Regions from separate parts of the Homo sapiens genome. Here all the other regions are linked to region 3. Evidence: chromatin loops called from intact Hi-C (ENCODE). Cell type or tissue: heart right ventricle. All regions are shown on one strand. Each heading gives the region's core, and the rest is flanking DNA. Links, peaks and the distances in the headings are about the cores only. Region 1 has its middle 84 kb from the start of NXPE2. Region 2 has its middle 76 kb from the start of NXPE2. Region 3 has its middle 15 kb from the start of NNMT. Region 4 holds the start of REXO2 (RNA exonuclease 2).

What was found. Hi-C counts contacts between places; a loop is a spot of excess contacts. Peaks named below come from ENCODE experiments on the same cell type or tissue, not always from the same donor. Only the 100,000 strongest peaks of a DNase experiment are listed, where the experiment ranks them.
Region 1: a loop joins it to region 3, with 8 times the contacts of the local background. A loop is called at or near these places in 37 of 110 quality-filtered maps.
Region 2: it touches region 3 in a loop (4-fold over the local background); 37 of 110 quality-filtered maps call a loop at or near these places.
Region 4: it touches region 3 in a loop (2.4-fold over the local background); 12 of 110 quality-filtered maps call a loop at or near these places.

Annotation. Positions count from the first base shown.
Region 1 is chr11:114,758,736-114,766,702 of GRCh38, forward strand. It overlaps a transcript of NXPE2 not described here. Among named protein-coding and RNA genes, the nearest start is that of NXPE2, 84 kb to the left of the region's middle. In heart right ventricle, for the core only: a CTCF peak has its summit at 3,892 (motif pointing left); a DNase peak (open chromatin) is centred at 3,896.
Region 2 is chr11:114,750,067-114,758,033 of GRCh38, forward strand. It overlaps a transcript of NXPE2 not described here. Among named protein-coding and RNA genes, the nearest start is that of NXPE2, 76 kb to the left of the region's middle. In heart right ventricle, for the core only: no CTCF peak of the experiment used is centred there; no DNase peak of the experiment used is centred there.
Region 3 is chr11:114,277,037-114,285,003 of GRCh38, forward strand. It overlaps a transcript of NNMT not described here. Among named protein-coding and RNA genes, the nearest start is that of NNMT, 15 kb to the right of the region's middle. In heart right ventricle, for the core only: a CTCF peak has its summit at 3,748 (motif pointing right); DNase peaks (open chromatin) are centred at 3,125 and 3,795; H3K27ac peaks cover 1,316 bases.
Region 4 is chr11:114,434,729-114,442,695 of GRCh38, forward strand. It overlaps REXO2 (RNA exonuclease 2), which reads left to right and starts at 4,739. Exons shown (of 7, transcript NM_015523.4): 1 at 4,739-4,947; 2 at 5,928-6,011. The coding sequence starts at 4,801. In heart right ventricle, for the core only: a CTCF peak has its summit at 4,728; DNase peaks (open chromatin) are centred at 4,633 and 5,263; H3K4me3 peaks cover 2,828 bases; H3K27ac peaks cover 2,767 bases.

The sequences.
Region 1 (7,967 bases), core at 812-5,811, 480 kb after region 3:
TATAGTTTAGTAAAATATATATTTATGTAATATATTTTCATATTTGTATTTATTTACATATTTATATTTTATATATAATTTATATTTTCTATATATATTTTCTATATACATAAATATATAACACATTTAATATTTTTAAAATATAAACGTATATAAATTTATATATTTTTACTATATGTGTACATATAAAAACGGCAATTAGTAAGACTGAAGGCTCTTTCTACCCCCAATTTTACCCCAATTTCTGTTTTAATCATCCAAAGAAACACATGTGCATGTGCTCACATCCTACACTCACACCCACACTCCACAGCACACACACACGTGCGCAAACACACACGCACATGCGTACACATGCGCACACACACACACTCTCTCTCTGTCTCTTTCTCTCTCTCTCTCCTTTTTAATTGTCAGCTAGGATTCCAGCTGATTGCTCAATTTCACCCACACAGAAGTCTTGGGCTGTTGCCACTCCAGCCAGTTAACCCACGGAGGTCCTCGGAGCCTCCTTTAGGGCTCAGGAGCACAGACTTCAGACCCAGGCCATCTAGGTTTGAAATCTGTCTCTACCACCTTCTACTGTGAGCCCGTGGGGAAGCTGTTTCATGTCTCTGTACCTCAGTCTCTTATCTGTAAAATGGGGATAATAATAATATTCACCTCTGGGGTGTTGTGAAGATGAAATGAATTGACACATAAAAGACACATAAAATAAACCATGGTAAGATTTATTACATCCTTTTAACTAACACCTTGTAAATGCTCATTGAGTGTTAGCTATTATTATTCTCCTTATTGCGTCAGTTTCTGCTGGAGTGTCAGAGATTGTATGTATCTTAAACTTTCTCCCAGTTATGTAGTATTTGTTTAATTAAACTATACGCTATAAAATGAGGAAAATTAGAATACCGAATAAGTTTTTCATAGAGTAAACTGTATTACATTTTAAAATCCTTTAGTCCTTTAGAGATTATGTTCTAATTTTTATATTTTATGTAATTTTGTCAGTGGTAGATAGTAATTTATCTTTAATTGCTTTATTTGTCAATGTACAAAAAAGATCTTGCCTTAAGAAAATTGTTTTTATTAGTTCATGAAATCCAAAATCCTAGGAATCACTGGTCCAGAAGATTTTAATTCTCCTTTCAATTCTCAAGTTCTGTGGACAAAAGTATTTTTCTAAGGGTCACTGCTTCAACAAGGTACTTGGGGTCTGGGGTCTATGCTTAACACAACCTTGCATGCATCTTCTTTTAACACCCTTGATTTTTTTTTTCATGGCGCTTCTAAATGCAGATGGAGAAAGACAACTCAGGCCTTTTTTCTCTGCACTCATTAGCATTGGGTGCTATGGTCTGAAGGTTTGTGTCTCCCTGCACATTCACATATTGAAACCTAATCGTCAATGTGATGGTGTTAGGAGGTGGCACTGTTGGGAGGTGATTTGGTCATGAGGGCAGAGCCCTCATAAATGGGATTAGTGCCCTTATCAAAGAGACCTTAGAGACCTTGCTGGCCTCTTTCACCACCAGAGGACACAGCAAAAGGGAACCATTGTCTATGAGGAACAGGCCTTCACCAGGTAAGAATATGTCGGTGCCCCAATCCTAGACTTCCCAGCTTCCAGAACCGGGAGAAATAAATTTCTGTTGTTTGTAAGCCATCTAGCCTATGATATTTTGTTATAGCCACCTGAATGGATTAAAACTTAGGGTTACAGGTAAAACAACAACAACAGCAAAAACTTATATATGAAGCTGCAGGGATTTTCCGCACTGCTCTGCCCACTGGTGTTAAGAGGGCAAATAAAGGAATTCAGAAGCTCCTTAAGTATTTATCCAAGACAAAGGGAGAGTCTGTGGACAGGGAAGAATCCAAAGTGCCTGTGAACAGCAAGGTGTTCAGTTCCAACAAAGGATTCTTGGCACCAGCACCTTCCTCCTGTCCCTCATATGTGAAAAGAGACTTTTCCCACTCCTTCTCCAAATGTAAAAAGAGAGCTGTTTAATAATCAAGACCATTTTAAGGCCAGGGACAATCAATTAATAACAACTCTTCCCTGAAATTTCAACCCCCCAAACACACATTTTAATCAAAAGAACAGCTTTCCACATCCCTCCTCTAATAGATCCTGGCCTCCATCCACCCACATTAATCACTCCAAGATGGCCTGAGAACTTATTTATTGTCACTGCCTAATCACTTTATTAAATGTCATTGCTTCTGATTATGAAGATGTGTTTTGTTTCTCATCCCCACCCATCTGTCTGAGGGGTCTGATTTGAAGGACACCTATTTTCTTGTCAAGTGCAGTTAGGGACTCCTACGGTGCATTGTCTTTGCATCCACACTAAGATCCCAGATACTTTGAAATGGAATGCATTTCTGCAAATGTGCTTTATTATCACAGAAGTCCTCAGAAAGGAGGCAAACTCAGCTCCTGACACCTACTGCCTTTCCTGCCTTTCTAGGTAGAGGTTGAAAATATGAAAACTAAGCTATTTGCAAACCAACATTTTGGGAAAGCAGGCAATTTTGTGGCCTTTATTAGGAGAGCAGTACGTTCAGCTATGAACTGAAAGAGAAAGCAATCCGTTATTTTCATAACTACCAGAACAAGAACCTACGATGGTGTTTTATTATTTGTCCACTGAGCCTGACATCCAGGGCACCCCACGATTCAGTCTGATGCAGACTTCCCAGCATCACACCCATGACTTCACTAGGGAAGCCTGTGTAAGTTAGAGGCAGGCCCTGGTTGTGATTTTCCAGCATGCTAAATGTCTTCATCCTTGCCCTTTTCCTTGTCCCTAGCCAAGCCTCTTTTTTTTTTTTTTTTTTTTTTTGAGACGGAGTCTCGCTCTGTCGCCCAGGCCGGACTGCGGACGGCAGTGGCGCAATCTCGGCTCACTACAAGCTCCGCCTCCCGGGTTCACGCCATTCTCCTGCCTCAGCCTCCCGAGTAGCTGGGACTACAGGCGCCCGCCACCGCGCCCGGCTAATTTTTTTGTATTTTTAGTAGAGACGGGGTTTCACCTTGTTAGCCAGGATGGTCTCGATCTCCTGACCTCATGATCCACCCGCCTCGGCCTCCCAAAGTGCTGGGATTACAGGCGTGAGCCACCGCGCCCGGCCGCCAAGCCTCTTTATGCTAAACTATTCACTTATTTAACTGAAAACTGATTTATTAAGTTTTTACATGTGCTGAGCTTTGGGGAATGGTAATGCATAAGATAAGGCCCGTGCCTTCAAGGTACTTAAGATCTCATGTGTGAAGACTAACGTGTAAACTCAGAAGTAAATGGACATTCCAGAGGGGGAAATACCTGCTCAGAGGGCATGGTAGCATAAAGGATGGAGTAGCCAGGTCTGTTTGGGGGCTCTGGAGGGAAAGGGCTTATAGAAGAGGTGACTCTTGAGGAAGATGAGCAGGTGCTTTCCAGGTGGATGGGGAGGAGGTTGCATGAGATGGGCCTGGGTTGGGAAGTGGCATGGGGTACCTATGCATGCTTGTCCCGGGGCTTGTCAGTGTAATGTGTGATGTGAGTGTGTATGTGTGTGTGGGAGTGTGCATGCGCAGGTTAGAACATGTTGTGTCTTTCACAGCCTGATATTTAGGAACATCCGTGCACATATCCGAGACAGTCTGTGAGGCAATGAGGCTTATTTAACATTCACTGTGGGACAAATAAGAGAAAATTAAAAGAGCAATTTTAGTAGGGAATAATTGTTTTCCATACACCATAATTACAACTGCTTGTAAATGCTGCTATCATAAACGAATCTGCTGTTTAGAGTTCTCCTAAATTCTCTTGGTAATGAACAGACGCTGAAGGAAAGGGACTTCAGCACTCCAGATGGGGAAGTTGGGCTTGCACTGACCCCTGGCGTCTGCCTTCCGCAGAGGCTTCTCCCTGCTGGCACATGACTAGAGAGCAGGCTGGGAAGATTCCCTGGACACCTTTGAAACAGAAGCCAGTCTTTAAATCTCAGCCTTCTCAGGCCTTCTGAGGTCATTTCCCAATATTTGTTTTCTATGATATTTCTCCTCTGCCTCAACAAATGGCACATTCAGAAGCTGCCAGTCAGAAACCCCACTGTCATTTGAGGTGCTTCCTTCCCTTCCCCTCCATTCTCACACCCCCAAGCCAGTGTCCATCAGTCACTGAGGCCTATTCATCGTGACTTCAACATCTACTGCTTGAAATTAGGACAACGTCATGGCTCTGGGATGCCACACCAGCCTCCTGACTGGTTTTCCTGCTTCAAATTTGTTGTCACTGGGGACATTCTACTTTTAGTTCACTACATTTATTCCTCAACTAGCCTTTGATATGCTGGGATTGCTGTTAATTGCTTCTATTAAGTAGCTTCATAAACTTGTCTGTGTCATATGGGCAATCTTCTATAAAATAAAATTATGGGGCAAGAATAGTGCTTTTCTATCTTTTTACTAGAAAGACTTCTACTATTTGTTCCCTCAGCACCCTGTCCTTTCCCCTTGTTTTGAAAAAATCCCTCTTCTAACAAACTCACTGATTAAAGTAAAATTAATTTTTTGTTCTTTTTTTCATAGAAGATACATTTAACTGCTAATTGGAGTATTTGGTTAGAGGATAACTGCTGTTATCATAAGGAGTTAATATAATTCTAGCCAAAAGCAAAACAAAACACCCTGATGTTTTATCTAGCCTGTGCAGCCTTATCATCAATAAATCTACACTTCCATTAGCTATTTTGAAATACTGAGAATAGCACATGACCTCACATTATAACTTTCAGATCCCCATGATATAAAGGGATCAACTGAAATAAATGATCACAAAAGTCACATCTGGCTCTGAGATTCTAGGTGTCTCAAGCATTCATATCTTAAATTCCCCTTAGCATTTCTAGAGTGAACCTAGCCCATTCCTCTTTAATTGCACCTGGTCCATAAATAAATATTCCATCACCAGTGCCAGCTCTAATTAATTAAAGTTGGGAGGAGTTGACCATGCTACTTGCAAATTGAGCATGTATGTGTAGAGAACTTAGAACAAATTAATTTCACATTGATTTAATGATTGATTATTTAATGCATGGTAATTAAACATTTTTGGTAGGGTATGAAGAGTCTAATTAGCATTACTTTTTACATTGCCAAATCATATTTCTAATTTTTCTTTATCAGTCCATTAACATCTGAAAAGTGTCATTTTTTCGTTTGATGCTATGCACCATTCATCTTGCTTTTCATCATCAACGTCATCATCACCACCATGTCATATTTACCAGTAATCTCAGGGAAAGGTCCCTGCTCTCCAAGCAAGTAGGTCACTTTATACCTAGTAACTCCTGTTTCCTCATGGTGCAAATATAGCTCATTAGAATCAGGCTACTCGAACTCTTCCCACCCTACCTTACTGCTTTCCTTCTTTACATATATGTATCAAATGCATCATGTGATCCTTGCTGAGATCATAAATGGGGGTTTGGGGATAGCTAGATGTAAATTTAAGGACAGTTGGGAATATTTTAATATAGAACTGTATGCAAGATAAAGTTATTGTGTTAATATTAAATTATTTGGGCATGATAGTAGTATTACAGTTCTAAAGGAAAGAGTCTTTGTTCTTAAAGATACATGCTGAAATTCTCAGAGTGAATTGACATGATGTCTGTTACTTACTTTCAAATAGTTTTCTTTAAAAAAAAAAAAAAGGAAAGAGAGGCTTCTGTGTGTGCGCCTCTACATACATTACATAAAGAAAGATAAAGCAAATGTGGCAAAATGTTACCAACTGATGAGTCTGGGTGAGGAGTCTATAGGTGGTCATTACACTAGTTTCTACACTTTTCTGTAGGTTTGAAAGTTTTCAGAACACATGTTGAGAAAAGTATGTTTTGAATCACTTGGATGTTACTCAGTTTTTATTTCATACCTCTTCTTTCCTTAAAACCCCAATCCCTCCCTTCTATACTAACCTCAGGAGGCAACTTTCTCCTTGTATTCAGTCAGGATGGGCTAAGTTATGATGCAATAACAATCTGAAAATATCAGTAACTTAAACCATCAAAAGTTTCTATCTCACTCATGCTACGTGGCCATTTCAGATCAGTGGGAGTTTAAAGCCATCTTTGTGAACATCTAATGTACCTCGTTCTCACCTCATAAAAGCTTTGTGTCTGAGTGGACTTTTTTCCATTATTTTCAAAGAAAGAGGTTTCTTTTCTCTCATTTAAAGATAACTGCTTCACGTGAACTCTGGACCCCTGCTCCTTCTGGGATTTTTCTTCCACAAGGTGTACCTCATTCCTCCATCTTTTACAACTTCAGCCTCCTTCTCTCCATGTGTTCCAATCTCTGTATCTCAGAAAGTCCTATCTTTGATCCTATTATAACTCCTAATTTCCTCTCTTCCTGTTTCCTGGTGAACTCTTTAAGCTGATGGCCTTTGCTAATGTCTCCACCTCTGACATCCCAATCTCATTTTTCATACAAGCTGACATTTGTTTCCAACAAATACAGACATACTTTTTTTATGGCACTTCACTTCATTGCACTTTGCAGATATTGTGTTTTTTACAAAATAAAAATTTGTGTCAATACTGTGTGTAGCAAGTCTACAGGTGCCATTTTTCCAACAGCACGTGCTCACTCCAAGTTTCTGTGTTGATATTTTTCAGCAATGAAGTATTTTTCAACTAAGATACATACATTTCTTAGATATAATGCTGTTGCACATTTAATAGACTACAGTATGGTATAAACATAACTTTTGTATATACTGGGAAACCAAAAAAAAGTGTAAGTTGCTTTATTGTGATTTTTTTGTTTTATTGGGATGGTCTGGAACAAAATCCACAATATCTCTGAGGTATACCTACAACCATTTTAGCTCTCCACTCCATTATCCTTGATCTCTGCAGTATGGCACTATTGATCATTCCCTCACTCTTGATATTCATTCCTACTTTCATCTGTGTATACCTGATTTGGGGGGTTCTCCTCCTATCCTCTGAGATTACACTTTATCTGTCTTCCTTAATGCTTTGTTTCTCTCCTGCCTTCTTACTTGTGAGGATTCTCCAAGGACTTTTCTTTAGTGCTTCTCCTTGGGCCTCTCTGCCCAATTCTTCTGAGAGCTGACTGTCACCTACAGTACATCTCTCCAGCCCTGGCCTTGTCCTTGCTATTTTAACCTCACCATCACCACTGCTTATATGATTTTCCTGTTTGAGTGACTGGCCATCACCTCCAATGAACTCATTCAAACTTAAAATCATCACACTTCCTTTTTCCAAACACTTCATGTTTCTCCCTCAATACACCATGTTTCTTCCAGTTTCCTAGACTGATAGAATCTTATCGGATCTTCTGATATTTTATTCTTCTTCATTCCCCATTTTCATTTCTAATATTCCAAGGCTCTATGATTTTCCCTCAAATGAACCCTTTCCTTGTTCATCTTGCAATGCAGGCTGTTATGAACATAGCTTAGATCACAGAGAGCTCTGACTTGGGCTTTGTACTTCCTGTTCTTGATTCCCTCCAAGCTGCCCTTCCACCTGCTATAAATCAAAACTTCTTCCATGACAATCCCCTATTAGGAACCAGCTGACGGAAGCATCATAGCTAGACTCCCTAGCTTTGAATATAATTTGGCTTCATCCAACTACTCACTGACTCTACATCTACAGCCTTCCAGGTAAGCCATCCTAGTTTAATTCCAGCCTCTTTCTCTAGAAATGCTCTAATTCTTCTATTCTGGCTTTTTTCTTCCTCTTCACTCCTCTCCTTGCTTTATTCCCACACTTTCCCTTTTTCCTTCATTATTTTTCCCCAAGTTTTTCTTCCCTCTCCCTTCTCTGTTCCTTCTTTCCCCTTCATTCTTCTTGTCCTCTTTTCCTCTTTTTTTTCCTGCATTTCTTTAGCCTTTAAGACTTTATTCAGTTCCTACCTTCTCCATGAAAGTGCCTCT
Region 2 (7,967 bases), core at 2,432-7,431, 470 kb after region 3:
GGTGCTCTCTTAACTCAGCTCAGTTCAATGCCCTCCACTGCACTACTGAGGCTCCCTCCACCTCCGCATCAGGTACAGAGGTCCGTCTTGCTCTGCCTACCTAAAGGTGTTAGAATCAAACTCTTCAATAAGGGAAGGAAAGAGAAGTGAAAGATCTCACAGTTTCTTTGAGACAAATTTATCATATCTGGTATGTTTCTTTCCATTTTTGCTCCCCCAGTTCTCTTGCTCCAGGCTGTCACATGTCTGCGGACAAGTTTTACCCTTAATATCTGCCATGAGTAGTTTTATACAATTGAAAAAGATTTACTGAGCAATATATCCTTGATTTGATCCTTGCCTTTAGGTAATATAATTTGTTGAAAGATTTTATTGGCATCTATCCTGAAATTGCTTTTTGACTCTTAAGTTTTACTATATGGTGTCCAGAAGCAATTGGCTTTTCAATCCTGCAAAGTTCTAATTCTTAAATTTCCCCATTTCCTTTCATTTCTGCTTTCAAACTGGGAAATTCTTCCCTTGGCTTATTTCTTATAGTATCTAGCCAAACATGACAAACATCACTAAACAAACACTCCAACATTATGTTTTCCCCTTGAGTGCCAGCTTCACTTAAATATGATCTACTTCCCAAGTTACATAGGTGACAGTTTTACTAAATATTTGGTTACAATATAACATGAATCACAACCTTTGTAGCCTCTGATATTAGTTGTCTTGCCAATGGCCATCTAACTGTGAAGTCAGTGCCACATATTTGGTTGCTTTTTACACAGACTCCCAACTTTCGGTATGGAAGCCTGTATTAATCAGAGTAGACTAATTATGTTTTGATAGCAAATGATTCAACGTTTCAGTGCCTTAATACAACAAAATTTGATTTCTTGATGGCATTTTATGTCCTACTCTTGTTGTGGGGGTGGGGGGTGTGGAGTGAAGGTCCTGTTTTGCATAGTCACTCAGGGACTCAGGCTGTCAAAGGTCCTGCCATTCTGTATCTATACTATCTGAAATGACCACTCCCTAGTTGCTTCAGCAGGGGATAGAGACCGAAGAAGCATGCATGGGCTTTTTATTGCCTCATATCAAACTTGATATACATTACTTATGGTCACATTTCAATGGCCAGAATTAGCTATGTGGTCCCAGCCAACTGCAAAGGAGCAGAACGTGCAGCTTCTATGTGCCAAAAAGGAGAGAACAAAATATTGGCAAACGGTTGTACTACTTCTACAATACACCATTCGTTGGTTGATTCCAGTGGTGAGTCTCATTCCACCATGTTATTATTTATGAGATGTATTTTACACTAATTCAACAGACATTTAGTGAGTTCCTAATGTGTCCTAGTATTCCTTTAGACACTGAATATATCTATACACAGATATATTAGTTCAGTGATATATCAGTAAACAAAAGTGACAAAACCTACCTACCCTCATTTTTAATGGGCTGGACAGACAAATTTTTAGCTGCTAAGTGCCATTAGGGAAAATTAAAGCAGAAAAGGAGGTTAGGGCTTTCTGGTGGAGGGATGAGATTTAAAAGCTTAAATATTTCAGTCGGGAAAGCCTGCTACAACAGTCATTGTGGCAAGCTGAATAATGACCCCCCAAAATGTCCATATCCTAATCCCTGGAACCTGCAAATATGTGACCTTACTTGGCAAAAGGGACTTTGAATCAGTGACCAAATCTTGGTCACTTGATCATGAGGTGGGGAGATCATCCTAAATTATCCAGGCAGGCCCTATGTAATCATGAGGGTCTTTACAAAATGGCAGGGGGGTTAGAGTCAGAGAAGGCAACGTGATGATGAAAGCGGAGAAAGAAAGAGATTTGAAGATGCCATGATGATGGCTTTGAAGATGGAGAATGGGGCCTGGAGCCAAGAAATATGGGCAGCCTCTAGAATATGGAAAAGACAAGGCAATAGCCCTGCTGACATTTTGACCTCTAGACTTCTGGCCTACAGAACTGTGAGATAATAAATTTGTGCTGTTTTAAGATGCTACGTTTGTGTTAATTTGTTACAAGAACAATAACATTTGAAGGAAGCACTGAGGGAAGTAAGGAAAAGAACCATGTGGATATTTCAGGGAAGAACTTCCTGGGCAGATAGAACAAATATGAAGCCCCTGAGACAGGAGTGTGTTTGTCACATACAAGGAACAGAAAGGAAGCCAGTATGGCTGAAGCCAAATGAAGGAGGAAGAGGCTTCCGGGAGATGAGTTAGAGGCAGTGCACTGTCAGTTCATGCAGCGGTCTGCAGGTCACTACAATGATTTGGTTTTCATTTTGAGTTAGATGGAAGCCATTGGAGGATTTTAAATTGAAAAGCCACCTAAATTGCCTTATATTTAAAAGTAATCACTACTTAGTGATTCCTTTATCACTATCAACAACAGAGAGTAGGAGAGCAAGGGTGGAATCAGGGAGATCATTGAGCAAATATAAATAGTCCATGTGAGAAATGATGATAGCATGGTCCAGGGTGATAAAAGAGGAGGTGCTAAAGGGCAGTCAGGTTCAGGATCTATTCTGAAAATAGATCCTAGGAGACTCACTGATTGGGCATGAGATGTGAATCAAGAATGACTGAGGTTTGGGGCTAGAACAACTAGAGGGACAGAGCTGCCATTGACCAAGACAGGAACGACTGTGGGAGTCTGGCAGTTTCAGAGTTTTAGATATATTAAATTTAAGATGCCTTTTAGATACCCAAGTAGAGATGTCTAGTAACCAATTGGATATACTAGTATGGTGTACAAGAAAGAGGCAAGCTTGGAGGTACACATTTACGAGTATCCAGGATATTTAAAGCCATGATACTGGATAAGAAGACCAAGGAAGACAAAAGAGGTAAGAGAAGAGGTCATAAGACTGAGCCTTGAACACACTAAGATTTGGAGATCGGGGAGATGTGGAATAATTAGCAAAGGAAACTGAGAATTTGCAATGGTGACCAAGAAAGAAAACAAGAGTATGTTGCATAAAAGCCAAATGGATACGTGTTTTAAGGAGGAAGGAGTGTCAAATGCTAGTGAAAGGTGAAGTGGGCTGGGTGAAGTGGCTAGCACCTGTAGTCCCTGCACTTTCAGAGGCCCTTGGGTCTATGAGTTTGAGACCAGCCTAGGCAACATGGTGAAACTCCATCTCTACAAAAAATGCAAAAAGTTAGCTGGGTGTGCTGGCATGCACCTGTAGACCCAGCTACTCGGAAGGCTGACCAGGGAGGATCCCTTGAGCCCAGGAAGTATAGGCTGCAGTGAGTCGTGATTGCTCTACTGCACGTCAGCCTCGGCGACAGAGCAAGACCCTGTCTTAGAAAAAAAAATGAAGTGATATTCAAAATATTTAACAATCAGCATAGTAAAATATTAATGTGAAAGTGTATATATAACAGCCTGAAAGAAATTCTCTTTTATCCTTTAAAAAAGTTATGCTGAATATGTTATAATTCTGTCATGTGACATAGTTGTAGTGTAAATTATTCATCAAATCATTGTAACAAATTCCAAATCATTTATTAATTTTTAGAAATTGTCTATTTGAGGAGGCTCTCACTAGATAAATGATGCTGCTGTCTGAGCCATGCGTAAAGAGAACAAACTCAAACACAGAAAAAGTTCCCTATGAATAGTCATTGGTGACATAGTGTGCCAAATTAAATCGTATTGATCATGGTGCCAAATTCTTTCAGCTTCTATTGAAAAGCATTCACATTAAGAACATTCTATCCTCACCAAATCTTTTAGGCCAGATGTTACTGAGATTTTGCATATTAAAGTACCCTTATTGTCAACTAAATCAAGAAAATCATTTTGGAATATCATACTTAATTGGATGGAATATGATCTTTGGAGTCAAACAAGATGCAAAGTACTGTAGCAGTGAAGGGCATTTGTCCATGTGCCACATTGACTGGGTTTGAATGTTAATTCTGCCATTTAAGTTTTAAATCACTTCTTTGTGCCTCAGTTGTCGTATCTGTAGAAATGAAAATGATAATGATGATTATGGTACTCAAACAAGTTAATATTTGCCGAATAGAGAAAATACTATAATGATTATTCTCATTTTTATTAATGAAATTATTGTTGCTAATTCTTGTGATGGGCAAGTGTTTGGTGGGTTTGGGTGAGCCTGTGCAGTTAGATGGAGGTAAAATTCAACAGTGACCCACACTCTGGGCATCCCTGACCTCAAACTGCCCCCAAGGTCCCCATCCTTTTTTTCCTGACCACCTGTGTTCCCTGCCTCTCCCAGACCCTCTCAGAGGTAAAGTGTCATGGAGGCTATGGTACTGTGCAGCCATGTGAAAGTGACACTATATGGGTACCAGAAGCACCAGGTCACAATTTTAGAGGCTAAATGAGCCCTAGACATCTGCTCGCTTGAATACCAGTGTCATCAGGGGCACTTTCTACAAATGTCTGAGCCTATTAGAGCCAGGATCTAAGGTTGGGTCATGAGAGCCATGGTGGACTGGCTGGCATTCCAGGAGCACAGTGGACACCAGAGAAGCTTTCCAGAAGGCTGTGTTAGAGAAGGTCCCACTCAGAGGTCCTCAGGGCTGTGTGTGGAGGGTAGGCAGGCCCTTGGGCTGGTGGTGGGTATGGCAATGCCAGGGAGTGAGAGCTCCAGGGGGTATAACTGGTACATATGCTGTTGACCAATGGGAATAGAAACTGGCCTTAGTGTCGGAGCAAGGACCTGGAGGCCTTCTGCAATGCCTGGATTAACTCTTTGATTTCTGGATCCTGGGGTAGTAAGAAATGGGTCCCAGGGAATAGCAGTGGTTGGTGGAGGCACTTAGAAGTTTGGAAATGTGTCTATTTGTCAATGATGTGGAAATATTTTAATATTAAACAACCAGCATGGCTACAACAGTGCATATGGCTTGATATTTGCTCCACTGTTAGTTTAAGTAAGTTGCGATCTATGAGATTTTTGCAATGTGGAGGTCATTGATGTTTCAGTGAGGTGATTAAGGTATGAGCCTGACTGAAGGGTTCAGGGGAAAATGCAAGGACAATTGGTAACTCTATCATAGTGTTTTGCTATGAAGAGGAGCAGAAAAATGGGGTTGGAGATTGGAGGATCAAAAGATTTTCCTAAAATAGAATTAACAGCATGTTAGTAAGCTCCTGTGGAGAGATGATGCCTTCATTTATTACCCATAGGCTGTGTGGGGGATGTACTAAGGCCACTCTTATTATTTGCAAGTTTTCTTCCATTTCCACTATGAACTACTTCCTCTGTGAACTACCAGACATCCCTTCCACTGATATTTTTTCTTCTCTTGCTGTAGATGCTATCCTGATTCATTTCTGGATGTTTTTCTTTTTCTGCCTCTATTTTTAGCATAAAGTCTGCTTGATAAATCAATAAGCATCCATGTAGCCTGCATATCCTGGATGTGTGCTCTTCTCTCTGCCAGGAGACCAACACATTAGTATCTTAAACCATAGCTGGGAAAACCACACACCATTCTGTAGTACCAGTTTTGCAGACAGCTTGCTTACTTTATCTATCCATGTATCTATTTATCCATCTTTCTACCTATCAACCCATCTATTAATCTGTCTATCCATCCATTTATCTATCTATCTGTCTGTCTATCTATCCATCTATCTATCCATCTATCTCTGTCTATCTCTTCACCCATCTCTCTCTCTCTCTCTCTCTCTCTCTTTCTCCTATCTTATCTATCTTGTTCTAGAAAGAAATTAAACCACTCTGGCTGACTATGGATTAGATTTCTCTCCTCAAATCCCAACCTTAGTTGAAATGAAGAATACTACCTCCCTGAACCTCAAGTTTCATACTTTTATGACAAGGTATCCTTCTCTAGAGTACTTCTCCATTCTCCACTCCCCACTCCCCTACTCCTTCAGGAATAAGTCAAAATGGTGGGGATGAAAAGAGTGATAAGTCTTAGTGTCCATCACATTCTGGATTCCAGTACATCAGAGACAGGTCCCTCTTGATACCTTACATCCACTGTATAACATTTCTTTCATTTTTTTTCCAATGATAGTTACCTCTTTCTTCCTGGGCCCATTAAGTGGTTTTCTCCTACTCTGTTATGCCTTTGAATTCACTTTATTATTCCATGGAGAATGAGATACTGCTTCTTTTCCAAAGGCCACAGAAGGAGACGATAGAACAGAGAGGTTAAGAGCCAAAACTATTGTATAAGCCAGGCCTGGGCACAGGTCCCAGCCTTGCCATTGATTAGCTCTATGATACATGTTCCCTGAAAAATAGGGAAAAAATTGAACACATTTTATTAAGGTTGTTGTGAGGATCAAATGAAAAAAGGTAAAATTATTAGCTTTTTAAAAACTCCTTGTTTTCATTCTACAATAAAATATTTCTACTTTATTATGAATATCATACTTAATTTTGACATCCTAAAGTGTGATTTCTTCCTATATTTCTAAATCCTTAAGCATAGGTATAATTCCCTCAATGGCCAATAATTTTTCTCCATAAAGAAAGCTTTCTTTATTAATATAATTGATGTCACTATAAAGGTATAACATTCTGAAATGTTTATTTTGTAGTGTCCCTCTCAGAATTCAGTTTTATACAGGGAGATAACACTATCTGCAAAAATGTACATTAAAAAAACCTATACCTTAAAGTAATAATAGGTAGATTACTTGTTTTGTTTCTAGTTTCCATATTCATAAAGTGAAGGGTTAGGTGCAGAGGATCTCTAAGATTCTTTTTAAACATATGCAGCCAACAATGTCAGTTTCAAATTTCCATAAGGAAGGAGATGTAATGGTTGATGACATGAGGCTGAGGTCTTGGTGGGTGTTCACCGCCTACGTTCCTCTTGTTTTCATGGCAGCATTGGATGGATTAACCAATATGTCACTGCAGGATTAGTAGACTTGGCAGACATGATGTTTCTCTCTTCTGTCCACAATAGTCCTTGTTAATTTAGCACAGATCTCTTTCCAGCTGCACTTGATAAAGTCTCAGCGTTCTTCTCAACACTGTATTGCAGCAAGCCATTACCAATCAATTGGTGTTGGCATGCAAATATAAATCAATTTTCTATTCTTGGAATAAAAATATTTGTTACAAAAAATGTATCCTCATAACATACAGGAAGCACTCAGTAGAATTTAGTTTTCTTTTTTATTCCAAGACTATATCAACTAAAGTGAAAAACATCTCCCTCCAGAGCAGATTCTTCCCTTACTAATTATGTATTTGTCCATCCTTTCATACTTACCACTTTCTCCACCGAGAGAGGGCAAGACATTCGTTACCCTAGTCATGTGACATTTGGGTTTTGGTGAGAGGAGCAAAAATTCTGTTTTGGTGACATTTCTACTGGTAACAGAAGCTCTTTCTTCCTGTTTCTTACCTCTTTTTCTCTCAGTGTCCTCTCTTTCTGAAGTTTTCAGAACTTTTATACCGCTTTCTCTCCTCAGAATAAGGAATAATTAAAAATAAAAATGTACAGGATAAAATATTGTTACCCCCATTAGTGAGAGATTTGGAAAGGCCAGCCTTGTTCTATAGCAATAACTTCCTATGATAAGATTTCAGTGAGTGAAACCAAAGGAGAAATATGCAGAAAAGAGCTGCTTTTCTGTTGCATCTCCAGTTGTATTGTTTGGTCTTCATGGGGAAGAGTGGCAAATGGGATACTCATTTTATCTTGAAAAATAGTTGGGGTTCTTAGACTAGAACTCTATGGAAGGTGTCAGAGATGAGATAAAACAAATATTCACATTCAGGAGCAGTGGCATTTAATAAAGTGATTAAGCAGTGACATTAAATGAGTTCTCAGGCCATTTTTAAGTGATTAATGTGGGTGGTTGGAGGCCAGGATTTATTGGGGAGGAAATATAGGGCTGTTTTTATTTATTAAAAATAGCAAGTAATGGTGATAAAAATTTCATGGGAAGTTTTGTTTGATTGCCTTTGGCATTAACTGG
Region 3 (7,967 bases), core at 1,048-6,047:
AACATGGTGAAACCCCATCTCTACAAAATACACAAAAATTAGCTGGCGTTGGGGCTCATGCCTGTAATCCCAGCTACTCGGGAGGCTGAAGCAGGAGAATCTCTTGAACCCGGGAGGTGGAGGTTGCAGTGAGCCGAGATCTTGCCACTGCACTCCAGCCTGGGCGACATAGCAAGACTCTGTCTCAAAAAGTAAATAAATAAATAAAAGAAAAAGAAAAGAAAGAAAGAAATGGACATAATAATACCTATCCCCAGGGTTATCGTAAGACCCCAAAGATATAATAGGAATGCACTTAGTAAATAATTATGTGTGTGATGTGGTATGTAAGAGTTTTGGCTGACTTTATATATATGCATGAAATGAGTGGTTCTAAAGAGAGCTGGATAAGCTGTCTTCTTTCTTGATCCAACACAAACCATCTAACCCAGTCTGAGGCAGGGAGGAGGTACTTGGGGAAAGACTTTTTGAAGGAAGTAGCAGCACATTGGTGAGATGTAAAGGATATTTGAGGGTAAGCCACGTGAAGGAATGGGGTTGAGGGGTGAAGAGCAGGAATTCCCACATGCTGAGACCTGGAGAAGAAATAACATACTATGTTAGGTGAACTTCAAGAAAAGTGAAAGAACCTTAGATGTAATTGTGGCACTATCCCTAGAGGGCACTACTAAGGCTGTGGTAGAACAGGACAGTGCTCCAAGCCAGCAGAGAGGACCAGAGGTAACTGTTGATAGGCATGGGTGGTGGGCAGGTAAGTGATCGATTCATTCAACAAATATTTGTGGAGTACTCTGTAAAGCTCAGTGCTAAGCTCAGCATCAGAACCTTTGCCCAGGGTTGGTCCTCATGCTAAACATAGTTGCAACACGTAAGCCCTTGACCACATTCTGCCTCATGCACCTACTCTGCCTCTTTTTCTCTCCGTTAGTTCTGACATCGGTAGTTTTTACCTTACCCTTTACCCATTACTAAAAGAAGAAATATGTTGGCTGCTATGTTAGTCCATTTTGCAATGCCGTAAAGGAATACCTGAGACTGGGTAAATTTATAAAGAAAAGAGCTTTATTTGGCTCATGGTTCTGCAGGCTGTACAAGCATGGCGTTAACATCTGCTCAGTTTCTGTTGAGGCCTCAGGAAGCTTACAATCATGGCGGAAGGCAAGGGAGGAGCAGGCATTTCACACGGCGAGAGAGGGAGCAAGAGAGAGAGGAGGAGATGCCAGGCTTCTTTAAACGATCTGCTCTCTTGTGAAAGAGCTCACTCGTTACTGTGAGGATGGCACTAAGCCATTCATGAGGGATTTGCTCCCACGACTCAAACACCTACTACCAGGTCCCACCTCCCACATTAAGGATTACATTTCAACATGAGATTTGGAGGAGACAAATATCCAAATTATATCAGCTACATCAAGAATGTTCTCTTTGTACTTAGGTACAAAGGTTGTGGCACTGTCCCTAGAAGGCACTACTAATGTTCTGGGCACCTGGTGTGATAGAACAGGCCAGTGCTCCAAGCAGGCAGAGAGTACCAGAGGTGACTGTTGGTAGGGGTGGGAGGTGGACCTAATACTCATGTGTGTGTGTGTGTGTGTGTGTGTGTATTATGTGTGCATATGTGAGTGTGTGCACATGTATGTGTGGTGATTCAGGTAGTGGAGAGTGGCTAGATCTGTCAGTGGTGTCACCACATGGGTGATGAATGAGGTTGTATCCCAGGTGCTGGGGTCAGATCAGAAGTTGGATACCAGGAGAAGCTTGCAGCAGATGGGACCAGAGGCTGAGTGTTAACTCCTTCCAAGGGGAGCTCCAAGTGTACACAGGAGTGTGCAGCCAGAAAGCTGCTATGGGATGGGAAGGCATAAGGCAAAGAACAAGGCAGCCAGGCACATGTGCAGGGTTTCCAGGGCAGGTGCCCTACGCAAGACTGGGTTGCCTGGTGCTCCCCTTGCTGCATAAAGTAGGATGGACCAGCCTGGGCCACCCAGGACGAGGGTGTGTGTCCTGCGATAGGTTCTTCTAAGGACCTGGTGTTAGTTATGTGAACATTCACATTGGGAGACTATTGGCTCCTTTGATCCTCAAGTCACCATATACACGTGGGCCCAGTGTGAGTAGGTATTGCTATTGGCCTCACGGGAGAGAGGGTGATACTGACATGTACAAGGCGTGGCTAGTGACAGTGAAGAGCTTACAATTCACTGAATTTATTAAAAAACACACAGCGTGCTTTTATTAAGTCCCCACTGAGTAGGCATGGGACTCTACTACAAGGCAGAATTTGCTAATTCTAATACAAGGGGATGATGGGAAGCACAGAAGAGGGAGGGATTAGTTCCTGCTGGGGAACTGGAGAAGACTTCATGGAGGAAGCTGCAGCGAAGATGAATCTTAAAGGAGGGTGATGGTTGGAAAGGCATTCCTGCTAGAGGAAACAACACTGCTAAAAGCATGGTGCTGGGGTCAGATCAGGAGTTGGATACCAGAAGAAGCTTGCAGCAGATGGGACTAGAGGCTGAGTGTTAACCCCATCCAAGGGGAGTTTAGGAAGATGCTGGGTGAATGATGTGATGTTTCATTTGGCTCATTTGGCTCAAGGGTGGGCTCCCTATGCCAGAGCAGAAGGAGACAGTGCTAGGAAGGTAGCTCAGGCGTGGCTCTAGGAGCCCCTGCAATCAGACTTCACCAATAAGTATTCATATATCATTTGCCAGGTACTAAGAATGTGAGGATAACAATTTTTGCCCTCGCTGGGCTTGCAGACAGTAGTGGCAGCAGTTTATAGGAGGTGAGAGCGCACAGAAAGAAATGCCTAATTTGGGGGAGATAATGGAGTCTTTACAAAGAGGTAACATGTCCACACTGACTTTGAACTAACAGGAACTAGCAGGTTGCCAGGCAGGTGGTGAGATGAAGGTGGTGGTGGACTAGGGCGTCGAAGGTGTTTCAGGTGGAAGAAGCCACGTGACAAAGGTGGGGTCACGGAAGGATGCTGAGCGTGTTTGGGAAACCTCGATCAGGAAACATGTACTGAGAGTCTGCTATGTGCCAAGCCCCATTCTGCATTCTGAGGCCATGGAGAATGAGTCAGACAGGGAGGGCCCTGCTCTCATTCTAGTTGGGAAGGGAAGGGAAGGCAGACAATGAGAAAATAAACAAATAAAGATGAGGACATGATTTTCAGAATGGGAGAAGCCCTAAAAGTAGAAAGAATGGCACTGTGGAGAGTACCTGGGGCAGAGGGCTGGAGGGAGGGCTGAGTACAAGTGCCTGGGATAGACAGACCTGGGCTGGGCTCACACAGCCAGATGGTGGTGTGTGAGCCGGGAGCCCCTAGGGCAAGGGTGCTAAGCCCAGTAGTCACCCTTTCACTGGACCAGAGCTCTCCAAAGGTGGAGCAGAGAACACCTCTGAAAGCAGAATCTACAGGCAGACAGGAGCTGATCCTGCCTGTTGCACACCCTGTCTGCCCGCCCTGCCCCAGAGAATCCCCTTATTCATTTTCAAGCCCTTCCTTTTTCCCTTCCAGAGAAGGGTCTTAGGTACTCAGACCTTCAGGGGAAGGTACAGGCAGTGACTGGGGTGGGTGGTCCATTCTTGGGGACAAGGCAGGTCATCCTGCTGAATGTGTGTCTCTGCGATGTGCCCTTTGGGAAAAGGAGGAACAAGGACAGCAGGATGGCTGCAGGCACCTGACCAAGACCTGTTTTTGGATTATTTCCCTTGTCTTTCACTCTCTGGGCACAAGAGGGCAGCCAAGTCTTGAGCTTGGGGGCTGCAGGGCCAGTGGGGTGGGAGGGCTCTTCCCTCCTTTGCTTGTCCCCGGCCTGCTCATTTGCCGGCAGCCTGCACTCCTGTTCTCCCAGATCCTGACCACTGAATGAGGGAACCAGGAAGAGGAAGGCCGCAGCCAGCGCAGAGTGCCCTGACCTCCACCCGGCCATGTATTCTACATGTTGCCTCACCTCCACCACAGAAGCTGAGGCCCAGGAAAGCCAACCCAGACCTGCTGGCCCAGGGTCCCACTAGGGACGTAGGCTAGCCCATATGCTGCCTGGATGACAGACCGAGGGAGGGGCACACTAGCTGGCCTCTGGAGGAGAATTCTTCCAGCCTCTCTCTGCTGTAGTAAAAACCTCCTTAAAACCCACGAAGCTGGGGCAGTAGGACCAATTGCAGCAGATGGGGCACAATTAGCTCACTAGATCCGTTCAATGGCTATTAAGGCCAATCCGTGCGTTAGGGCCCATGCAAGTGGGAGGAATACAAAGATGAATGGGATTCAGGCTCTTCCAAAAAGCTTACCTTCTAGTGGACAAGTGGCCATTGGAGCATAATGTGGCAAGTTTAGTGAGAGAGAGATGTTCAGAGCACTGGGGAGTATAGAGGAGGTCCATTAACCTAGCCCTGGGGGTATGGTGGAGGGAGGTCAATGAAGTCTTCCTGGAATTCATGCCCAAGCTGACTATTAAAGATAAAAGAATTTAGACAAGCAAAGGGAGGGAGGGCTTTTCAGGCAAAGGGTCAGACAGTGTGAGCAAGAAATCAAAGTCAAGACACAACATGAGAGGGATTAGAAGTTCCAGTGTGTTTGAGAAAGTTCCAGTTTGGCACTGTTTACTGTTGCAACCATTTTAATAGATACACACTCCATGAGCTGGCTCTTGTCTCCCTCTTCAGCCAGTTGAAAGGGCTTCTTGAACAGGTTTGCACATTTCCACAGGGGCTTTGGAGAACTGAGTTTTTCTAGGCTAGGGACTACAGGATTAGGGGAAATTGGATGCCAAAAAAGAGAATTAGAGGCAGGGAAATTAGCTTTCTGGCAGGCCTTTTTCTCTGGGGGAATGTCTTCTTCACTGTGCCTGAACAAGTGACTCCTGTGCGAACTAGAGACTGATGAGGAAATTGACAAAGGAAGGTAAAGTGACTAAAGACTTCTGTGCCTGAAATGAAGTACACTCAAGAGGAATCCAGAGGTTAAGATCATAAACCCCAGCCTGGGCAATGTAGTGAGATCTCCACTCTACTAGAAATTAAAAACGCCAGGCATGGTGGCATGCACCTGAAGTCCCAGCTACTCAGGAGCCTGAGATGGGAGGATCGCTTGAGCCCAGGAGGTCAAGGCTGCAATGAGTTGTGATTGCACCACTGCACTCCAGCCTGGGCCACAGAGTGAGACCCTGTCTCAACAAACGAACAAACAAATACCCCAAAATTGTAAACAAATACAAAAACAATAAAAAAATTAGATTCCTGCTTGATAATTAGATTCCTGCCAAAGTGATCAGGTGGACAGACTGGAAGAAATATTTACAGTGAATAAAACCAACAGGGGACAGATATTTTCTAGAATATACAAGGAACTACTGCAAATCAACAATAGGAAAAAGTCTAAAGACAAAAAGGAGCAAGAATATGACCAGGAAATGTATAGAAGAGGAAACTCCAAAAGCTAGCAAGCATTTTGTGACAGAGATTGTCTAACTCCTCCCCAATTTGCATGTCCTTTTTTCAGCACACATCCAGGCTGTATTTCACAGCCCCCTTGCCTCAGGCCATGTGATGGAATTCTGACCCAAAGAATATTAACAGATTAATGTATGGCACTACTTAGGCTGTGTCCTCAAAACCCTCGCATTCCAATCTCCTCCGAGAGCTCTCTCCCCTCCTCTGAGGGCTAGATGAAGAGAATCCAATGGAAGGCTCTGGGGCCTTAGAGCCACACAATGGAAGAAGTCTGAGTGCCGAAAGGACCACTGGGGGAGTACCCTTCCCTTGCCTGCCATCATGGTCTGTGATGTGAAAACAAACATTTATTTTGTTAAGCCACTGAGGTTTGAGGTCTGTTACATCACTTAGCTTATCTCACTGATACTGATATGCATGTTTAGAAGTGCTCAAACTCATCAGAGAAAGTGTACAACTTCACTTATTCTCATTAGACTAGCAAAAATTAGTATAGCAGATCATTCTAAAAATTGATGGTAGGGATGGGAGTGGGTGTGCCGATACAGGGAACCTCATGCACTGCTGATGGGGGTGTAGACTGGTATAGCCTTGCTGGGGGCAATCTGGTGGTTCTTACTCAAATTAAATATGTGGATACCTTAGGATTCACCAGTTCTACTACTGGGAATGCCCCCCATAGGAATTCTCACACAGGTCTCTATATGAAGGAGACATGGATGTCTCTGGAATCATTGTGTTGGGGAGTTGGAAACAATCTGGGTATCTGCTCCTGGGGGTGTGGATAAATAAATGAGGGGTGCAAATCATGAAGAACGATGCAGTGGCATGAAGCAGTGGGTCACATACACACGTAATGTGATAGGGCTTTAATGCATAGTGAAAATGATGCAAATACAAATATATGCATACACAGCAGCAGCACACATTTTACCAAAATGCACATAAAGAATAGACATCAAACACCTTGGGATGGTTGTCTATGAAAGGGAAATGAGAGTGGAAAATAAAAGGGGAGGAAGAAAATATAATCATATGAGTGAATTTCCTTCCACTGTACAGATTCTCAGTTCATTCCGAAAGCTTTTTGACAAGAGATTGAAGACTGACAATCACAGCTGTTTTACTTCCGAGGCTTAGTTTTCTTTACAGAATCTTATTTCCATGAGGTTATTACGTCTATCCTCAATTTTTAAAAAAGCTTATATTCTGCCTTTGTTGCTTTTTTTTCAATTTAATAAGCATTTTCTTTTAACCACCTGACCTCATGCTTTTTCAAAAACTAAACTAAACAAAACAATAAAGGAAGAAGAGAATTACAAGATCCAATCTTAGTCCTAACATCTTTTACCCTGAACATAAAACGATTTGCTTTTTACATAGGTAATAAACAGAGGGAGAAGAGTGAACTTCATAATCTTGATATTTGTATAGCATTAGTAGTGATAGGACAGATGTCCTAAATAGGTATCGTACCGTTACAGTAATTAGTAGGAAGCAAAGAAAAATCAATGGAACAGAGCAGATAGCCCTAAATCAGGTCCCAGTAAGTTTTGTAAGTAAGCATGTGACAAAGGAGCAACAAGCCGAGGAGGAAAGGAAACAAAGCAAAATAGTGCAGATAGCACAGAAGCCACTCAGGTTTTCAGCTTTTGCCAGCAGGATATTAGGGAGGCTCCACCCTGATTTCCAGCCTCTCTGTGCCAGGCAGATGTGGATCTCCAGCAAGCTGGCCACCTGCCACAGCAACACTGCTGGTACCTGGCTCTGCCAAAGGCCCTATCACCCTGGATGCCATCTGCCTGCAATTTACAAACTGTATAGGAGGGGTAGGTCAGGCCTGGACACCTCGTGGCTGGACTATGGAAACTGGTCCTGGCTGAGGCTCAGGAATTGCTTTCCTTTCCAAGTAGTCCTCAACCACCTTCACCCCAACATGGTTTTTTTTGTTTGTTTGTTTTTGTTTTTTGTTGCTGTTGTTTTTCTTGAGATGGAGTCTTGTCCAGGCTGGAGTGCAGTGGTGCTATCTTGGCTCACTGCAACCTCCGCCTCCTGGGTTCAAGCAATTCTCCTGCCTCAGCCTCCCAAGTAGCTGGGACTACAGGCATGTGCCACCACACCCGACTGATTTTTGTATTTTTAGTAGAGACGGGGTTTCACCGTGTTAGCCAGGATGGTCTCGATCTCCTGACCTTGTGATATGCCCACCTTGGCCTCCCAAAGTGCTGAGATGACAGGCGTGAGCCACTGCACCCGGCCATCTTTTTTTTTTTTTTTTTTTTTTTTGAGCAGAGTATTGCTCTGTCACCCAGGCTGGGGTGCAGTGGTGTAGTCTCTGCTAACTGCAACCTCCACCTTCTGGGTTCAAGTGATTCTCCTGCCTCAGCCTCCCAAGTAGCTGGGATTACAGGTGCATACCACCATGACGGGCTAATTTTTGTATTTTCAGTAGAGACAGTTTCATCATGTTGGCGAGGCTGGTCTTGAACTCCTGATCCGCC
Region 4 (7,967 bases), core at 1,838-6,837, 160 kb after region 3:
GAAATTTCTTCCAGCAGATACTCTAGGTTATCATTCTCGCATTCAAACTTCCACATATCCCTAGGGTATGGACACAATCCTGCTAAGCTCTTTGCTGAGGCATAAGATGCATGACCTTTGCTCCAGTTCTCAATAAGTTCCTCATTTCCATCTGAGATCTCCTAAGCCTGGCCTTCACTGTCCATATCACTATCGGCATTTTGGTCATAACAATTTAACCAGTCTCTAGGAAGTTCCAAACTTTCCCTCATCTTCCTGTCTTTTCTGAGCCCTCCATACTCTTCCAACCTCTGCCTGTTATCCAGTTCCAAAGCTGCTTCCACATTTTTAGGTTCCTTTATAGCAATGGTCCACTCTCGGTAGCAATTTTTTATATCAAGCCATTTGTGCACCGCTATAAAGAAATACCTGAGACTGGGTAATTTATAAAGAAAGGAGGTTTCATTGGCTCATGGTTCTGCAGGCTGTACAGGAAACATGATGGCATCTGCTTCTGGGGAGGCCTCAGGAAGCTTACAGTTATGGCAGAAGGCAAAGGGGGTAATGGCATGTCACATGGCCAGGGAAGGAGCAAGAAAGAGATAGCAAAGTGCCACACTTTTAAAAAGCCAGATCTTGCGAGAAGTCACTCACTGTTATGAGGACAGCACCAAGGCGATGGTGCTAAACTCTTAATGAGAAAATCCACACCCACGATCCAATCACCTCCCACCAGGCACCACCTCCAATACTGGGGATTACAATTCAACATGAGATTTGGGCAGGGACACAGGTCCAAACTATATCACCTGGATAATTCTTTTTTTTTAATTTTTAAGTTAATTTATTTATTTTAGAGATGAGATCTTGCTTTGTTGCTCAGGTTGGTCTCAAACTCCTGGTCTCAAGTGATCTTCCCACCTCAGCCTCCCAAAATTCTGGGATTACAGGTGTGAGCCACCATGCCTGGCTGAGAAGGACTTTTAAAGATACGATTTGGGATAACTCTAAAGAGGGACCAGGGAAGTGGGTGGTCACTTGTGGATTGATTATCACAGTGATCTTTGTTCAGAAGTTGGGAAGAACAAAACTGGTCTGGGAAAGTCACTGGTAAGAAGGGAGCAATAAAAAATAAAATTAGGGCTGGGAGCAGTGACTGATGCCTGTAATCCCAGAACTTTGGGAGGCTGAGATGGGTGGATTGCTTGAGCCCAGGAATTCGAGACAGCCAGAGCGACGTGGTAAAACCTCATCTCTACAAAAAATACAAAAATTAGCCCAGTGTGGTGGTCTGTGCCTATAGTCTCAGCTACTTGGGAGGCTGAGGTGGGAGCATCACTTGAGCGCCCCAGAAGATGGAGGTTGCAGTGAGCTGTGATCATGCCACTGAACTCCAGCCTGGGTGACAGAGTGAGACCCTGTCTCAAAAATAAAATAAAATATAAAAATAAAAATAAAAATTAAAAACCATGTAAATATTCACAATAGCCACAGGGTGGAAGCAACAAGAGTGTCCATTAATGGATTAATGTATACAAAATGTGATACATACATACAATGAAATATTATTCAGCTTGAAAAAGGAAGAACATTCTGACACATGCTACAACATGGATGAACTTTGAGGAGATGACAGTTTAAGTGAAATAAGCCAGATATGAAAAGACAAATACTGCATAAGTCTACTTGTAAGAGGTACGTAGAGTAGTCAAATTCTTAGAGACAAAAAGTAGAATCGTGGTTGCCAGGGGCTGGGAGTGGTGGTTGGGTGGAGACGGGGAGTTAATGTTTAATGGGATGGAGTTTCAGTTGGGAAGATGAAAAAGTTCTGGAGATAAATGGTGGTGATGGTTGCACAACAATGTGAATGTACTGAATGCCACCATGCTTTATACCAGTGGTCCCCAACATTTTTGGCACCAGGGACCGGTTTTATGAAAGATAATTACTCCATGGATGGGGGTGGGGGAGTAATGGTTTCAGGATGAAACTGTTCCACCTTAGATCATCAAGCATTAGTTAGATTCTCATAAGGAGCACGCAACCTAGATGCCTCGCATGCACAGTTCACAACACAGGGTTTGTGCTCCTATGAGAATCGAATGCCACTGCTGATCTTACTGGAGGCGGGGCTCAGGTGCTAATACTTGCTCCCCCGCCCCTTACCTCTGGCAGAACAGCCCCGTTCTTAACATGACACAGACTGGTACCAGTCTGCACCGATCTGCAGCCAAGGAGTTGGGGACCCCTACTTTATGTGGAAAATGGCTAAAATTGTAAATTTTTATATTATCTATATTTTATCACAATTTAAAAAATAAAAATTAAAAAATATGTAAAAAAGTAGTTATCTCTCAAAAGAGGGAAGGGTTTGTGTGTCCTTAGCCATGTCATGTTAGAAACATTATTCCAGTAGTAAAGTCGAAAAAAATGGTGTTCTTTAAAATTTTAAATACATAATACTTTAAGAAGATAATAAAAAGCCCAATTGATAAAGTTTTCTGTACTTCAGCTGGCTCTACTTTTTTTTTTTTTGAGACAGAGTCTTGCTCTGCTGTGCAGGCTGGAGTGCAGTGGCGTGATCCAGCTCACTGCAACCTCCGCCTCCTGGGTTCAAGCGATTCTCCTGCCTCAGCCTCCCGAGTAGCTGGGACTACAGGCATGCACCACCATGCCCAGTTTATTTTTGTATTTTTAGTAGAGACGGGGTTTCAGTATGTTGGCCAGGCTGATCTCGAACTCCTGACCTCGTGATGTGCCCGCCTCAGCCTCCCAAAGTTCTGGGATTATAGGTGTGAGTCACCGTGCCTGGCCTCAACTGACTCTACTTTCTATGAATTGAGTTTAAAGCTAAGAAAAAACTAAAGAAGAAATGCACACCATTTTTCATAAAGTAGGCCACAAATGAGTAAAAAGGTATAGTAAAACAATGCGACATCAGGCAATGCAGGTAAAATATATACGCATTGTGCACAGTAAGTCTTTATGTGTATAATCTGTGCATACCTTTTGATGGCCCTTCAAAGAGTTTCTCTAGGCCCTTGCAGGTGGTGGGTTGGGTACACAAAATCAGTAGAAGGTGAAATCCAGTACCCTACACTTTCCTTAAAGCTCCTATTAGGCAACAAAGTTTCTCTCTCATAAAACCAGGTAGGATGGACCACAAGCTCTGTAATGAGTAGCAATATGGCTTTCAGAAAAATACATAGAGGTTATAATTCAAAGCCGAGATTGATATTTGTGACAAAGCGGCACTCTGCCACAAATCTGTTACTGAATAGCCAAGATTTAAGAGACTCACAAAATTTGACACTCCAGGGCCTAAAGGTCCTGATGCTGGCCACCTGGACTCCTAGAAATGATAGACATTATAGCAGTCATTGCAGGAGATTAAAGACACCTGGATCAAAGCCCAAGAAGATGGCAGAGCAGGCAGAACTGTTTTAGTTCATTTTAAGTTAGTTTGCTGCATAGATTTGTTATAGGAGGACGAAATTTAACTTTGAGAACTTTTAAGAACAGAGTAGCAAGTTGTCATCATGCAGACACCTAATAGGTGAACTGAAATGCAGGCCGCATTTCATAAGAAATAAGGGATAATCCTTGGCCAAATTGTCAGAGGCATTTGAAGAGTAACCCTATCTTGAATAGGGGCTGGGTAAAATAACACCGAGACCTACTGGGCTGCATTCCTAGGAGGTTAGGTATTCTAAGTGCCAGGAAGGGATAGGAAGTCAGCATAAGATACGGGTCACAATAGACTTTGCTGACAAAACAGGGTGCTGTAAAGAAGCTGGCCAAATCCCACTAAAACCAAGATGACAAAGTGACCTCTAGTCATTTTCACTACTCATTATACAGTAATTACAATACATTAGCATGCTAAACGACACTCCTACCAGCGCCATGACAGTTCACAGATGCCATGGCAACCTTAGGAAGTTACCCTATATGATCTAAAAGCGGAGAACCCTCAGTTCCCGGTATTGTCCACCCCTTGTTTAGCATATAATCAAGAAATAAGTGTAAGTATACTCGGTCGCCCATGCCCCTGCTCTGCCTATGGAGTAGGCATTCTTTTATTTCTTTACTTTTAATAAACTTGCTTTCACTTTATGGACTCGCCCTGAATTCTTTCTTGCAGGAGGTCCAAGAACCCACTCTTTGGGTCTGGATCTGGACCGCTTTCCCATAAGAAAAAGAAGGAAGGTAACTAACTTTGACTGAACACCTGATACGTGCTAAATGATTTCTCAGACAAGATCTTATTTAAATATTTCTAAATGATTTGATGATAATGTTAATGGCCTTCTGGCCCCCAAAAGCACACTGCCTCTTGGTCCCAAATAAATGAGGAAAATATCCAGTTTGTGGAATAGAGGGGCAGGTAAGTAAAAAAAGAAAAAGAAATGCAAAGAAGGAAAGATATACATGAAAAAAATGTCATACAGAGATAATCAGCTCTTTTCCAACCAACCAAAGTAAGAGTTCTTTTTTAACTGCGCGGTTACAACTAACCAAAACTCAGGAAATAACTCCTGGAAGCAAACAAACTTAGCAGTGAAAAACAAGCGCGTCCAGTAACACCAGAAAAACACGTGGCGGGGGTGGGGCATCTGGTCGCAACCGCAGGTGAGACTCTAAGTCCCATCATTCCCTTCGGCAGCCAAGCCAGGCTGTTGAGGGCGAGCCGGCGCACCGTACGCTGGGACGTGTGGTTTCAGCTCGTGCGCCTCCCCGTGGGTTTGCGACGTTTAGCGACTATTGCGCCTGCGCCAGCGCCGGCTGCGAGACTGGGGCCGTGGCTGCTGGTCCCGGGTGATGCTAGGCGGCTCCCTGGGCTCCAGGCTGTTGCGGGGTGTAGGTGGGAGTCACGGACGGTTCGGGGCCCGAGGTGTCCGCGAAGGTGGCGCAGCCATGGCGGCAGGGGAGAGCATGGCTCAGCGGATGGTCTGGGTGGACCTGGAGGTGAGTGAGGTCGGCGGGGGGCTTGGGGAGGCGAGTGAGGTTTCGCTCGTGGAACCGAGGAGTCGAGCCCGTCCTGGGAGAGCGTTGGGGGTCTGGGTCTCAGGTGTGGCAGGTGAGCGCGGCCGGCCACGGGCGGTGCAGGGCAAGTCCGGAGGCAGGAGTCCTGCGGGTGTTGGGCGCCGTGCTGCGCTGTAGGGCTTCTTTCCACAAGGGAGGAGTCCTCCGTGTGGCTTCTTCTCCTCCCTACCCCTCCGCCCAGATGTGGACTTTTCCTAACGCTCTGGCGTCTCTGGGCTTGGGTCACTGGAGTGGGGGCGGGGGCAGCGGCTCTGTTCCCAGCTTCCCCCAACTAAATCCTTAAAGGACCCTAGGTTGTTAGGGCCAGACGGGACTCCGGAGATGACTCAGCCTTACCCCTCATTCCATAAGTGAGAACATTGAGGCCCACAGAAAGGATTCAACTCATTCAAGGTCGTGCTGTTAGTGAGAGTCTGAGTTGAGACCAGAACCCAGTTCCTATCCCTTCAGGCTTTCCATGCCCGAAACAAGGGCTCCTCCCACCGTTGAGCCTCAGTTTATATGAAGTGAGGATAATAACAGTAGTTTTTCCATTAGATTGTGAAGGTCCAGTGGTGTAATTAATGTGAAAACTTTGTAAACTCTGCAGAGACGTGGTGGTGGTAGTTATCCAACTCTTCCAAAACTGAGTGATGTCAGCACTCAGTTTTACTTACTTTGCATCTGTCCCGGAGTAGAATCTCAGTGCTTGACAAATAGCAGGCCCTTGGTAAATGTTTGTTGAATAAACGAGGACTCGTGTTTAGTACCTTCAGTAGTTGCCCGAGGAGCATTCTTTCTCTTCTGTTTCGGCTATGGATTACAAGCTGACTATGTTTGAGGGAATTCCTGTTAAATAAACTTGGGTAAAAGAGGCCAGAATGATGGCTTTGTGTGTGTTATATATTTATTTTTAATTGCAGATGACAGGATTGGACATTGAGAAGGACCAGATTATTGAGATGGCCTGTCTGATAACTGACTCTGATCTCAACATTTTGGCTGAAGTACGTGATGCCATGTAATACAGTCATACTTTTTAAAGGGCACTGGAAATATAACCATCATTTTTTCCAGCTTCTTTATTTAAAAAATAAGAAAGTTGAGGTCTATATGGGTTAAGGTAATGTGCTAGGTCATGGTAGGGGTGGTACTAGAACCAAAGTAATCCATCTCACAGCCTAGTGAAAATTAAAAATTAAACATTATTTTTTAATTAACCATGCCAGAAATTTACAGAAACATAAATTCTGTCGTTTACTGAGCGCTTACTGTATGCCAGCTACAGTTTCTGTGTGCTTTATATGTCTTTGTTCTTAGTTCTCACAGCAACTATAAGTTAGTTATTGTTATAATGCTCATTTGATGGATGAGGACACTTGAGCATAGAGATGTTGGGTAATTTGTCTGAGGTCCCAGTGGCTGTTTACTGGGGGAGCCAAGAGTTTAACTCAGGCTGTCTCAGTAAGGTGCTCCTAACAAGTAGGACAGCCAGCTGTCCTCCCATCAGATTTGGTGACTCGTGCCAATGTTTGCGTCTTTATATCATAACCTTGACTTTAACTTGACTCCATATTTACAATTCTGCCTTTTCAACTAGGACATGTGATTCTTCTAGATCAGTATTAAGATTTTAGAATTTCTGTTAGTGCACACCCGTAAAGTGTTCTGTTGTTGACAGATTGGGCATGATTAAGGTTTTTGCATGCTACTTCCAACTGAAACATTTAGCAAAACAAAACACACCTGCTGCATTTCAGCCACTCATGAAACATTTAATAAGGATGTGACACCATCTGGTAGGGGGTGAAATCCCTGACCCTGAATAATTCTGTTTTATACTGTCAGCAGTATTCAGAGCCAGAAACTCCAGAATAGGAACAAAGTAGGGATGTTTGTGGAAAAGAGAGTCTTGTTAAAATAAGTTCCTAGAGGGTAGCATTGATATGTTACTGGCACTGGATACATTTCGTAAATCTGCAGTTAACACTTTTGTTTGTTTTGCTGTGTAGGTAAAAGAGGTGAGGACGTATTTCTAGATTAATGACTGCGTTTGTGGAGTACCAGGCTTATCCTCCCCACATATCAACTGTAGGAGAATCATGAGACTTTGTACTTCTCATCATAACAACTTTTTTAACTTTGTATAAATAAAGCCCTGAGTTTTAGATTTGGTTGTTTTTTTCTGTTACTTGGGATTTATTGGAGATCAATAGTGAAGAGAAGTGTCTTTATTTTACCAGTCTAACTTACCCTTGGCCGAAGAAGAGTGTTTCCTTTAGACTGTTGATATAATGTGAAATACTGACAGTTTAATGGACCCGTAGGTTGATATGTACCCTGGAGGAAATTTGGGTATGTATTCACACAGCTGCAGATGAATGCAGCATTTGTAAATGGACTAAGTCAGATGAGGATAAAGATGTTAAAAAAAAAAAAAAAGCTTAGGGGCTATCAGTTCTGCAGTATGTTTTATTCTTTTATAAGAGTCTGAGAAAAATGTTTTATGCTGGTAGAAGAGCAGGCATCCTACTCTGAAAATTTTTCTGTAGGTGTGGTCCCTTGGCTTGCTAAATAGGGATCTAAAATAGTTTGTAGTAGTTTGATTTTTCCATCATTGTTAGTATTTTTTTTAATAGTATGAGTATTTTTTTTCATTTTCATAGGTTTGGGTTTTCTTTTTCCTTCGTGACTATCATAAAACATCTGTTATCCAAGCAAAATTTTTTGTTTCTTCGCAGAGATTACCAACACCAGTTTTCTTGTTTGGCTAAATCTCCTTTTTAGTAGTAGGATGTCAGGCGTATTTTAATTAAATTCTAGCCATTTCTTTCAGTGATTGTGAACTGTTTTTACCACCTTAGTAGTAATAATACCTTGGATTTATGGAATACTTTTCTATCAGAGAGTTCAAAGAGCTCATATCTATAATTTCTTTTATCCTGTTAACATTTCTATGAGGG